Linked DNA regions of Homo sapiens: all the other regions are linked to region 3. A link is a contact called in ENCODE Hi-C data. All regions are on one chromosome and are shown on one strand. The core of a region is the stretch at or near the end of the contact, and the rest is flanking DNA. Distances in the headings are between cores, read along the strand shown.

Region 1 (2,739 bases), core at 1-2,500, 7.6 Mb after region 3:
GAGTGTGATTATTGCATTTTTATCAAATATGTCTGTCTGGATTATGTGGTTAGAATCACTGCAAATTTGGCTTCTATAAATACTTTAAAACTTTTTTCCAATGTTTTCATTATCAGATCCACTATGCAGGCTTTGAGTGGGCTGCCATTTAGTTCAGATATCAAAGTATTTTACAAGTAACTAATAGCATTTATTATCTACACGTGGAAAACTATAGCAAAGAAAGGTCAATCAAAAGTTGTGCTCTAGGTCATCAGATAAAATGAGATTAATACTGAAAAATTCTTCCACGAAGACCAGGGGTCCAGCTAAATGTGTGGTGGTGGGAAAAATGTTTATCTGACGTCCCTCTAAAGAAACCTCAGATGGGAGAAAAATGTCCCAGCCCCAGGAATGGACACATTTAGGTTTTTCCTTTTTTTTTTTTTTTTTTTTTTTTGAGACAGGGTCTCGCTCTGTTGCCCAGGCTGGAGTGTAGTGGCGCGATCTCTGCTCACTGCAACCTCCGCCTCCCGAGTTCAAGCGATTATCCTGCCTCAGCCCCCCGAGTAGCTGGGATTACAGGCGCGCGCCACCAGGCCCAGATAATTTCTTTGTATTTTTTAGTAGAGATGGGGTTTCGCCCTGTTGGCCAGGCTGGTCTCGAACTCCTGGCGATCCGCCCGCCTCGCGTTCCCAAAGTGCTGGGACCACAGGCGTGGGCCACCGCGCCCGGCGCACATTTGGGTTTTTCGTGGTCAGCAAAAGCACGACCACCCCAACACATAAATCTGGCGAATCATACGCAAATTCCCTCATGCTATATAACCTTCCACTGCTCTTCGTACCTTTGGACAGGAACATACTGTTATTTTAGGGAAGGAAATGGATCAGATACCTTGTCTCCTTCTTCTGCACTACCAAACACCCCAAATGGCGTCCCTAGCAATCAGATTCCAGAAACGTTTCCTCTCCTCTTGAAAGCCCACCGCTCCCTTCACCCAAAAAACAGAATAATCAGGGGCCTAATGAAGCTGTCCGGCCAACCTGCAGGAGAGAGCTGAGGAAGAACCACTTGCCGCGCCAGGAGCATCCCGCGCCGCACTATGGAGGCAGCCATCTTGGAGCGTACCAAAAGGAACAGCCAACGGGTTACGGACAGAGGAAGGGGCGGGGTTACAGCTCGACCTCTCGGGGCGCCCAGAATTGGACGAATCCCTTTTGTCGCTCTCGACGACAGGACCGACGCTCCGCCTCCTCGCCCCGGTTCCAGTAGTTGGTATGGTCCGAGACAGTATGGCTGCTGCATTTCGGCCCTCGAATCGAGTTCTCCTGCAGGCGCTGCAGATTTTGGTGTATCCTGGGGTGGGAGGCTCCGGCTCTGTCAGCTGCCGCTGCCCTCTCGGAGGTATCCGCGGCTTTAGCCTAGGGAAGGAGGGGAGGGATGGGAGAGAAGGGAGTGTTAGATCCCAGCTAGCATCTCTGTGGAGCAGCCACAGCTCCTAAGTCACTCACTGGCCTGGAGCGCACCCTCGCCCTCTAGTTGCACGTGGGTGCAGTGGTGACCACTGGGGGTCGTGGATACCCCCAGTGCCTGCAAATCGAAGGACTGCTGGGGTATTGACCTTGGGGCTGTAGTGCTCCCTCAGATGGGGCGACGTTCGTCTTCAGGAACATCCCTCCCGCCTTGGGTGACTTTTATTTATTTATTTATTTATTTTTGAGACGAAGTCTTGCTCTGTCGCCCAAGCTGGAGTGCGGTGGCGCGATCTCGGCTCACTGCAGCCTCCGCCTCCCGGGTTCAAGCGATTCTCCTGCCTCAGCTTTCCGAGTAGTTGGGACTACAGGCGTGCGCCACCACGCCCGGGTAATTTTTTGTATTTTTAGTAGAGACGGGTTTCACTATGTTGGCCAGGCTGGTTTCGAACTCCTGACCTCGTGGTCCACCCGCCTCGGCCTCCCAAAGTGCTGGGATTATAGGAGTGAGCCACCGCGCCCGGCCTTTTTCTTTTCTGCAGAGTTTGGAAGCAGAGGTCTTATGGAGTCTCAGTTCTGCTAACAATCTAAAAGACTTAACGGCACGTTTCTTCATTTTTCAAAACTATCCTCTAACATCTCTATGAAGAGAGTTAAATCTGAAGATGCTAGTGAGTGATAGTAAAAATGTTTGTCAGGCATTACTTTAATGTAGTTTACATACATTAATTCCTTTTCTCTAGACAACACCCAGCAAGAGAAGTACCATTCTTTTCTCCATTTACAGAGGAGGAACAAGGTTAAGTAATTTGCCCAAAGTCAGAGGGAACTGTTAGAGGTGGGATTTGAACACACCCAACAATAGAAACCTGCTCCTAACCACTTCACTGGACTGCCTTTCTGTAAATAAATAGCAACTTTTATTGTTACCTTGTTACTGCAGCTCACAGAACTCTGTTAGTGCGTGATTCTTCGGCCACGCTTGGTCCGTTTTATCTCATGCACAGCCAAGGATCCTAAAGAAAGGATGATGTTTCCCAAATCTACTAAGCTGTGATCAATGATTTCCATGTATCTCAAATGTATTTTGAGTCCACATCTGAGAGGCCTTAACCCCCTCATTTCACAGAGGACAAAACTGGGAGTTCCAGTGGTCATGCTGCAGCTTTTTCCACTACACTGTGCTTCTCCCTGGATAAACCAAAACTAAATATGCCTGTTTTGCATTTAAATGTTATTAGTTTTTTTTTTAAATGCCCTTGATACCCTTAACCGATGGCAAAT
Region 2 (2,934 bases), core at 19-2,518, 8.8 Mb after region 3:
TACCAGGTGCTCCATAAATGTTTTCTGATCTTAACTTTAACAATTTTTTCCATATTCTTTTCTATTTCTAACATTTGCTGATTAGACCTGGCTTTCCACTCCCAACATCGCTACTAACTAGCTGGCCACTCCTGGACAAATAAATAATACAAGTTTTCTGAAATTCATCTATTATAAAAAGGTGTTGAAATAGGCCTTTCTAATATTCTTTCCAGCTCTAAACAGCTTCCATGTTACAAATCAGGGTTTATAGATGGAATTACAGGTCTTCGAGAGGAGAATAGCAAATGTGCTTAGGCGAAGGGGGTGGGTGGAAAATGAACGCTTATCTTGGCACAGCAGTTTAACGAGAGGAGAAGCAAAGTTGATTGGTAGGCCAAAATTTTGAAGAACAGGAGAGGGAGGCGGGGGTGAGGGGAGTGGGGTAACAGGACTTAGAAGAGGTGGTGGTGAGAAAAAGGGGGTAAGGCAATCGATAGCTAGGTTCACCTCGATCTGTCAGAGCCCAGGGATGAAGGGATAGAGAGTCTACGGAGATAAAGTGGGCAGCTATGCTAGTTCCTGTGGATGCTAATAACAGGAGCCCCTCGTTTCTTCCTGATCCTGGAATTATTCTACAAGGAGAGGAAGGTGCTATGAAAATAAATGATGCCTCACAGGCGACAGGTGTCCCAGCGTCCCGAGACAGGAGCCCGCTGTCTCCCGCTGGAGGGGAGACTCTTGCAGGAAAGAAAGTCCGTTCTGTCGCCACCGGCCAGCTGTGCCCGAAAAGTCCCAGGAAGAAACTCTCGCTCATCCGCGGCGAGCGGATCCCGGGCACAGGGGCTGGAGGCCGACCCGGTGAGAGTGCAAGGTCTCGCGACCACCGACGACAGCAGACAGCGAGTCGGGCCTTCCCATCTGAGGCCAGCTTCAGTACAGGCCTCCAAGCCCGGGCTTGTTTTGGCCGCGACGTCACTTCCGATTTCTTCTTTCGCCTTCTGGCTAAAAAACGTTCCGCAGCAATGCAGCTGAAACTTTCGGGTTTTCTTTTTTTTGTCCCTCTCTCCTTTTTTTTAATATTTTTGTTTTTGCCGCCTTTACGCTCCGAGGCCCATCCTGCCGGAGTACTACACAGACAGGGTCATTTCAGTTGACGGTTCTGGGTCACCAGAGCAGAGGAAGCCCCAATTTCGCCCTCCGGTCACACCTCCTACTCCAGATCGCCCCGCCCACCTGACCCGCCTCTGCGCCGCCGGGCTGCGTGAGTCTCATGAGCGTGCTCTGGTACGTCATCTTCGCGCGACGTTCGGTTCGCTGTGTGTGTCGCCGGCTCCTTGAGGGTCCATGTGATTTTTACGCCAGTGCTGCTGAACTGTGCAGGGTAGGGAGCTGGCACAGTCCGATTAATTGTCCTTGGGTCGAGGTGTCTCGTCGGACCCTTTGGGGCTCAGTGGAGGTAGGTGAAGGCGGCTCCCATTGAGGGAAGCCCACACTCACACCCGGCCTTCCTGTGTTAATCTGGCATGCTCTTCTGGGGCTTCCCAGGCTATATAGGAGAGTGGCCAAATTCTTTAACCGGCTCAAGTTCCCCTCAATTAAGCTTCGACCTAGGTTCTTCTCTGCGATTACACCCTTTCCTGTCCACCGTTGTTAGTTCCCGGAGTAATCAGCAACTCTCCAAGGCAATGGACACATTTCCATCTTTGCCTTTGCTTACGAGGCTCCCTCAGGTGAAGTGAACCTAATGGAGTTTTAAAATATTTGGGAGATAAAATCAGCAGATCTTGTTAACTATTTGGATGTTAGGAGTGAGGAAGAAAAGGACACGTCAAGGCTGAGTCTAGGTTAATATCTGGTGCCAGTCACCAGCCAAAATGGAGTATATTGGAGTAAGCAAAGGCACAGACCATGTCTTTATTTCATTCACCATTATAGCCCCAGTGCCTAGAGCAGTGTCCTGCACATTGGTAGGTACTTTAATGAACAGAAGAGTGTTCCCAAAGACCAGTGAAATACAATCATTGGTCATTGTATTTCATTAAAGCACCTTTTAAATATATGTTACACCTATTTATCGTGGTGTTACTAATGTAAAGTTTTCAGGCTTTTTGGAATAGATGATGAGCAGCACCTCTGGAATCATTTACCTGATAACATTGAATCTCTTTTGCAATTGAGTCGTTCTGGAAAAATGTTTTGGCTTGATTGCATGTTATTTAAAAGTTTTATCCTATTCTGCCACTTTAGTGTTGAATTTAATTTCAGGACTGCTTTATTACAGTTTTCTTTCCTACTGTTTAAACCTTTTAAAGTAAATTTAATTTTAAGCTTCTACATTAGAATATTAGCTTTGTGTTTCTTACTTCTTGGCATTTTTAGGCTTTCAGGAAATCAAATCCGTAACTATAATTGTTATAGATTAAATGTCATCTTAAACTTGGTTTCAGGAAACTTGTATTTGCAGTTTCACCTTAATATTTCCTGTTGCCAAAAAATGGACACTCAAAGCCAGCATGATCCTTTTTGGTTTGGCTACTGTAAGGCTGTGCTAGATTTATTCCTAAGTGTTGTAAAATGGTTGGCTAGGTGTGAGAACCTTTGTGTACAGCTGAATAGATGGTGCGATATGATAGCCTTCACTTTAATTATTCCTGCTTCCTATAGATTGCCTTTTCTGGGTTAGAATTAAATGGCTTATTGGTCTCTAATCTATATACTTCCACACAGACTTTTTAAAGAAAGCAGAGTGAAAATCAACTATGTGTACAAGCTTATAATATGTATATAAAATATTTTATTTTTCAGAATTAAGGCAGAGTCACTGTAATTATTTCTAATACCAATTCCAAAATAGTGACTCTTGGACAATAGTGCAATTATATGGAATTATGGCTGGTTATAAGCCTGTAGCTATTCAGACATATCCTATACTTGGTGAAAAAATCACCCAAG
Region 3 (3,144 bases), core at 134-2,633:
CATGGCACTTGTCCCACTTTCTGTAAATTTCTCTCTCTTCACTGCTAAATTCTAAGTTCTGTGTGAAGCGTAACCATGTCTACCTTGCTCACCACTGTATTTCCAATGCCCAGTACCAGTGCCTGGCACACAGTAGGCTTAATAAAGAGTGTACATTTCCTCTCTCACAGCTCCAGATGTACTCCTCCGCAAACTTCAGTTAGTACAAAAGCACAGTGTTCCAATAACAGCTATCTGTAGAAGGAGGTTCAAAAAGGCTGCCACAGAATAAAGAACCTGGTCAAATAATACTGGGAAGTGCAGGTTTAAACAAAGTTAGGGTTCTGAACCATAGTAATTCTATAGTTCATAGTAATTCTATAGCAATTCATAGTATTCTATTCTAATAGAATAGAATCTTTTCTATTACTAAAGTGCGCTGGGAATTTCCAAGTTGGGAGGTGGGGTGGAGAAGTGTGTATTTCTGAAAATGTCTCCTGCAATCAGTGTTCTGCAGTGGCAAAGCTGGTTTGAGGAGATGCTTTCCGCTACTAGAACTTCCAAGTAAGCTGGTAGTTGAGGACGAGAAAATCTTTTAAGTAATTATTCTGCAGAGTTCACCGTTTTTAGGTCAGTAACTTCTGGACATAGAATTTGAGAGTTAGAAGAAATCTTATATATAATTCAACAAAGCTCCTTCTTTTTATAAGGAAACTGAGGCCCAGAAGCACAAAGCGACCAATCTATGGCCACGGAGCAGCTACATACAACAGGAAGAGCTAGGAGTAGAACCCGCACACCCGGTGGGTCCTAGCGACTTCTAAGACAAACGATGCCTCCGGTTACCTGGGTCGGCCAAGTGTTCCCACTTCAAGTTTTAGTTTTAAGCCATACCACAGTTAAGGTAGTTTTTCTCGGCCGCTTGCCCCCTTAGGCCTACAGTTACAGTCTCTCCCTCCTCCCTCCCTTCCACAATACACTTTCCCTGTAATCCCAAGCAGCTGGGGCTTGGCTCCTGGGGGGAAGATAGTTATTTTCTTTCCTTCAGAGTTTATGTTTGGAGTGTAAACTTTTTCATGTAAACAAAACAAACCTGTGAATTTTAAGGCCTCCGCCTAAATCCCCATGGGCGCTGCTCCGTACACGCCGCACCCTACCCTACCCTCCCTTGCGCTCCCTTCGGAGCTCGGACGCAGAGGCCCTGTAATTGCTCCTTACCTGGGACTGCCATGACGGTGGTAAGAGGGGTAACTCGAGCCTCTGGCTTTCGAAAAGGCGCTTGCTTCCCGCCAGCTGTGAGAACAAGGCACAGTCAAAGCGGCGTTTTCCTTCCCCCAGCGCAGCAGCACCCTCGCTACGGTCGGGAAGGGCCTGTACGCCTCTAGCGACGGCAGAACCAGTAGATGCGGATGCAGTTTCCGGACGAGTCATATTGCAGAAGACACATGGTCCGAACCATTACTGATAGTTTTGGAGGGGGAGTTAGTTTGATCTGCACACGAGAGTAGTGTAAACACCGCCAACACTTATGAAGTGTCCCTTCTAATATTGTAATACAAATAACATAAATAACATTAAGCTATGGTAACTTTACGGACTTTTCTCGTTCCCTGGAGTACATTGGAATAACCCTTCTCAGGGTTAGCGGTGCTCGGGTCCGGTAACAACATGGCGGCGTCCGTGAGGGGCTCCTTTGGGCAGGGGTAGTGTTTGGTGTCCCTGTCTTGCGTGATATTGACAAACTGAAGCTTTCCTGCACCACTGGACTTAAGGAAGAGTGTACTCGTAGGCGGACAGCTTTAGTGGCCGGCCGGCCGCTCTCATCCCCCGTAAGGAGCAGAGTCCTTTGTACTGACCAAGATGAGCAACATCTACATCCAGGAGCCTCCCACGAATGGGAAGGTGAGAGCCTCATCTAGGGAACTTGGGGTCCTGGGATCCCCAAAGTGAGATTTCCCGGATTTGGGGTGGGGAGTGGGTTTCAGGATCTCGTGGTAGGAAGAGACCACGAGAAGTGTTGTCTTTACTCCTGCATGTGGACAATGTTGCATCGAAACACTGATGTTGGTACTTTTCAGGATGTACTTGAAGAAGTCAAGTGGAGATTTCTCTACCTACCAGCATTCCGGTCCTATTTAATGCTTTAACCCAACTCATGCAGCCGATTTCTGGGGTCTTAGGTTTTTAAACAGACATTTTTGAGTTTGATATATTCTTTGCTTAACTAAGGTCATTCATTCTCCATTTCTTCTACAATCATTAATTGAACGCCTGCGAGGCACTGGGCACTGTACTAGGCGCCGGAGATACAAAGATGGATGGGTAAGGTAGTTGTTTTCCCGGAAAAGCTTATAGTTTAGTTTGTGAGACAGACAGGTAAACAAAAGCCTGTATGTCTGATAAGCGTGCTTGTGGAGAAGAGACCAGGTTGCTATGGCGGTACTGAGTAGTGAACAACTGGGGAAGTTAGGAAAAGCCTCATGGAAAAGATATCTTTTGAGCTGGTTTTAAAACCTGAGATGACTGTCAGTCAGAGAAAGTGGGAAATGGGGACTATTACCACATTAGAATGGGGAAAGGTTTCTCTGATTGATTTGATGGCTAATGTATGCCAATTCCCATCCAAGATGTTTGTATGCTGTACAAGGCAGAAGAGTCTGTTGTGGAATAAGTGTCACCTGAATTCTTAAATTGAGACCTAGCTTATATCACATATGAAATTTGATGAATCAGCATATTGGAGAAAATGAGATTGGAAGTATATAGTTGAATTAAGATAAGCTAAATTTACACAACATACCATCCTGTTTGTTACATGATTGCATCATAAATAATTTATACAGTCTTTTATTCATTGACATTTGATAATGTAATGAGAGCAATTTAAAAGTGAAACCAAAAATGCTGTAATTCCCAGCAAAAATGTAATGGATATTTTATGGGCAGACCAATTCTTTCAATTCTTTGTTTGAACTTCTCCTGGGCATTGTAGATTAGTATGTCCATCCCACCCCTCACCTATCTTATTTAATATCAATGTGAAAACCCAAAATACCTACCTCCTCCTATTTCCAAATGTTTCTTGAGGGCAATATCACCCCCAGTTAATAAACACTGGTAGAGATTGAATAGATTTACCATCCTGCCAGACAGGGCCTTCACACT
Region 4 (2,932 bases), core at 313-2,812, 8.7 Mb after region 3:
CTGAGACTGAAGGATCCTTTGAGCGCAGGAGTTTGAGCCCAGCCTAAGCAACAAAGTGAGACCCCATCTCTTTTAATTTTTTTAAAGTTTTATATTTTTTAAAAAAATTATAAAAATAAAATTAGCAGCATCCCTGGTTTCAAAAAGTAGAAATAAATAAATAAATAAAAGTAGCTCACAATATTTCCTGAAAACAGGTGTATTAAAAGGGCAGAGGAGAGGGAAGGCAAAGAAAAAGAAAAAAAAGGTGGCAGGTTACATACATACAATCTTGTCTCTATAAAAGCTCAGAAAACATCACGTGACTAGGAAGTTTCAAATGCCTCCAATATAACATGGAGGAGAGGAAAAAAACTGTTCCTGGACAAAGATACACATTTCTTCCAAAAGGGGGAGTCTTTCTATATATTTTGTAATATCTCCAGAGCACAGCATAATGTTGGTACTGCCATTTTGGCCTTTGTCATTAGGAAGGTAACCCACATAAGCCTAACTACAAACACCCTTACCTGTACTAAAACTTCACTCATATTTAACTGAAGCAACATTGTTTTTTGTAAATATAACTGTAACAATTATTCTAAAAGGCAATACAGCTGTCCTCACCAGTTATGTTCTTGAGACATCAGTTGCAACAAACTTATATGTAAAAAGTATTCAAAAAGTTTAAACATTGATCTTAACTGGAGAGGGGTCTGCACTTGAACAAGTTTTCTTGCTACACACATTGCATTCTAAGATTTCGGACTCACTTTTGAATATGCAAAGACATTTCATGGTTAAGACCACAAAAAGGCTGATCAGAGAACATTTTTATTTAAATTGCCATTTTAAATATCAGTCGTTTTATCTTAAAGCTTGTCCTGGGTTTAACAAAGTTTAACTCACATCCACGCGTTGTCTCTCCAAACACAGCAGGCAGAAATTCTCCTTTGATTGGATTAAGATAGATAAAGTCTGCTTAACCGTGAATCGCTAATTGTCAAATCCATGCCAATTCGGTACCTAGGAGTCAATTTTTTTGCCTGATAAACAAGATAATTGTGTGGACCGTTTTAAGGTGGTTAGTCATCTGCTAAATTGGCTGAAATGCGGATTACCCAGTTCCTTCGTCGTACAGAGTTGCATTCTGAGGAGTGGGGCTCGGGGATACAGCCCCCAGAAATTCTGAACCTCGGTCCCGCAATCTACCACACCACCTAACCTTGGAAGGCCAAACTAACTTCACTATTTTTGACAAAATGCTTTGGTAATGGCTCATTCGGGCCGAGAGGGAAATTCTGCAATTCTCCAACCCACACCTCCAGCAAGGGGAGAGCTGCTTGAGTGGTGAGCACAAGCTGGGCACCTCCGGCGTCTCCAGGAAACGTGAATAGGCCCTTTCTTCGGAGGGCACAGAACTTCAGGATCAGGGCCCAATGGAGACTGAGCGGACTTAACCCTAACTGTGCACAGGACCGCGCTCTCCGACCCCTTTGTGGCCTCTCCCAGAGGTACGGGCTGCGCCCCAAGCCAGCAGTCTCTCGTAGGGCCTACAGCCGGCAGCCGCTGGAGCAGGAGGAGGAGAATAGGGACTCGCTGGACCATCACAAACGCTGTCGCGCGTGCGCAGGGAGGAACCGAGTTCGCGGCGAAGTCAGTTTCCTGACTCTTGAAGGAAGTGGCCTTGTGTCACTTCCGGCCTCCCTTTAGCTGCCATCTTGCGTCCCCGCGTGTGTGCGCCTAATCTCAGGTGGTCCACCCGAGACCCCTTGAGCACCAACCCTAGTCCCCCGCGCGGCCCCTTATTCGCTCCGACAAGGTACAAAAAGGCTCTGGACGGCGGCGTGGTAGGAGGACGGGAGCGGGGGCGGGAAGTTCCCTGAAGGAGCGAGACAGGGAGGGACAGGGCAGAGGAGGAGAGGAAGGCGATGCGACGGACAGGCGCACCCGCTCAGGCTGACTCTCGGGGGCGAGGTCGAGCCAGGGGCGGCTGCCCTGGGGGCGAGGCGACGCTGTCTCAACCTCCACCTCGCGGCGGAACCCGAGGACAGGAGCCTCAGGTACCGCGAGGCTTGCGGAGAGTGGCCGGGCCGGGCAGGCCCTGGCTAGGCCGAGGCCAGGCCAGGGCCAGGGGTGGGGGGTGCTGGCCAGGCGTGGGGTAGAGCCTTTCATCCGGGCCTGCCAAGAGCGGGGAGCTGTGGGGGAGTGGTGGGGAGGCGGGTGCTCTTTGGGCTCCCTGGAAACCCAAATTTGGAGCTTTGCGGGGTGGATTTGGGATCCAGGTTTCGGCCTGTGTAGGACGTTTATTTTCCTGCTGGTATCTTGGGAAATAACGAGCATGGAATGCTAGAGTGAGCTAAACCTATCCTTGCTGAGGATTTCCTCTTTTTCTAGATGAAAGAAACAATCATGAACCAGGAAAAACTCGCCAAACTGCAGGCACAAGTGCGCATTGGTGGGAAAGTAAGTTTTAATAGTTCGGGTTTGTGGGTTTTTTTTTTAAGGTTTAGGTATTTTAAAAAACATATTCCTTTTGCGCTTCTTATATTATCGGTGACAAACTTTGCCTATCGAGGGAAATTCACGGAGCTAGCAAATCTCGAGGAGCGGGGGAGACGAGGGTTGGAGACACATCAGTGAGACGAGCTAAAAACATCGCCTTTGTGTAAACATGTTTGTGTTTTCAGTGTTACAGAGTGTAAGTAGAACACAAAAGTGTTTCCTAATTTAATTAGTAAGGAAAATGTGTCATTTCAGTTAGATCGTTGTGCACATCATACCCTTGACTTGTTTTGGCCTGAGTTTTCTAAAGTCAGTGCTTGTTTGTCTCTCTTGTAAATTGAGACCTTTCTGTACTGCTTTCTGAACTAAATATTCTTTAGGGTAGTTGCATATTTCAAGGGTATTTGAAGATACGGGTACATTTTGGAGTTTAAGAGCAGTGACTATT

Evidence for each region. Hi-C counts contacts between places; a loop is a spot of excess contacts on that map. Pooled maps may share reads with other maps.
Region 1: a loop to region 3 is called in a pooled map, with 21 times the contacts of the local background. The contact joins the promoter of PTCD2 here to the promoter of SREK1IP1 in region 3. A Hi-C loop is called at or near these places in 4 of 50 pooled maps.
Region 2: a pooled map shows a loop between it and region 3 (4-fold over the local background). The contact joins the promoter of UTP15 here to the promoter of SREK1IP1 in region 3. A Hi-C loop is called at or near these places in 2 of 50 pooled maps.
Region 4: a loop to region 3 is called in a pooled map, with 4 times the contacts of the local background. The contact joins the promoter of BTF3-DT here to the promoter of SREK1IP1 in region 3. A Hi-C loop is called at or near these places in 4 of 50 pooled maps.

What each region holds. Positions count from the first base shown.
Region 1 is chr5:72,319,123-72,321,861 of GRCh38, forward strand. It overlaps PTCD2 (pentatricopeptide repeat domain 2), which reads left to right and starts at 1,251. Exons shown (of 10, transcript NM_024754.5): 1 at 1,251-1,387. The coding sequence starts at 1,261. MRPS27 (mitochondrial ribosomal protein S27) reads right to left here and starts at 1,118. Exons shown (of 11, transcript NM_015084.3): 1 at 1,027-1,118. The coding sequence starts at 1,099. RefSeq lists enhancers at 169-710, 711-1,251, 850-1,179, 1,240-1,449.
Region 2 is chr5:73,564,475-73,567,408 of GRCh38, forward strand. It overlaps UTP15 (UTP15 small subunit processome component), which reads left to right and starts at 1,269. Exons shown (of 13, transcript NM_032175.4): 1 at 1,269-1,438; 2 at 2,788-2,934. The coding sequence starts at 2,871. ANKRA2 (ankyrin repeat family A member 2) reads right to left here and starts at 1,165. Exons shown (of 9, transcript NM_023039.5): 1 at 658-1,165. RefSeq lists enhancers at 425-979, 559-608, 629-838, 849-1,408, 980-1,534.
Region 3 is chr5:64,767,308-64,770,451 of GRCh38, forward strand. It overlaps SREK1IP1 (SREK1 interacting protein 1), which reads right to left and starts at 1,384. Exons shown (of 5, transcript NM_173829.4): 1 at 1,198-1,384. The coding sequence starts at 1,210. It overlaps CWC27 (CWC27 spliceosome associated cyclophilin), which reads left to right and starts at 1,623. Exons shown (of 14, transcript NM_005869.4): 1 at 1,623-1,881. The coding sequence starts at 1,840. LOC124900985 (a long non-coding RNA gene) reads right to left here and starts at 1,189. Exons shown (of 4, transcript XR_007058787.1): 1 at 1-1,189. RefSeq lists enhancers at 668-1,394, 766-1,965, 1,117-1,206, 1,357-1,676, 1,395-2,119 and a silencer at 1,135-1,429.
Region 4 is chr5:73,496,758-73,499,689 of GRCh38, forward strand. It overlaps BTF3-DT (BTF3 divergent transcript), which reads right to left and starts at 1,563. Exons shown (of 1, transcript NR_186388.1): 1 at 796-1,563. BTF3 (basic transcription factor 3) reads left to right here and starts at 1,685. Exons shown (of 6, transcript NM_001037637.2): 1 at 1,685-2,042; 2 at 2,377-2,445. The coding sequence starts at 1,911. RefSeq lists enhancers at 1,520-1,579, 1,610-1,909, 1,673-2,483 and a silencer at 2,120-2,169.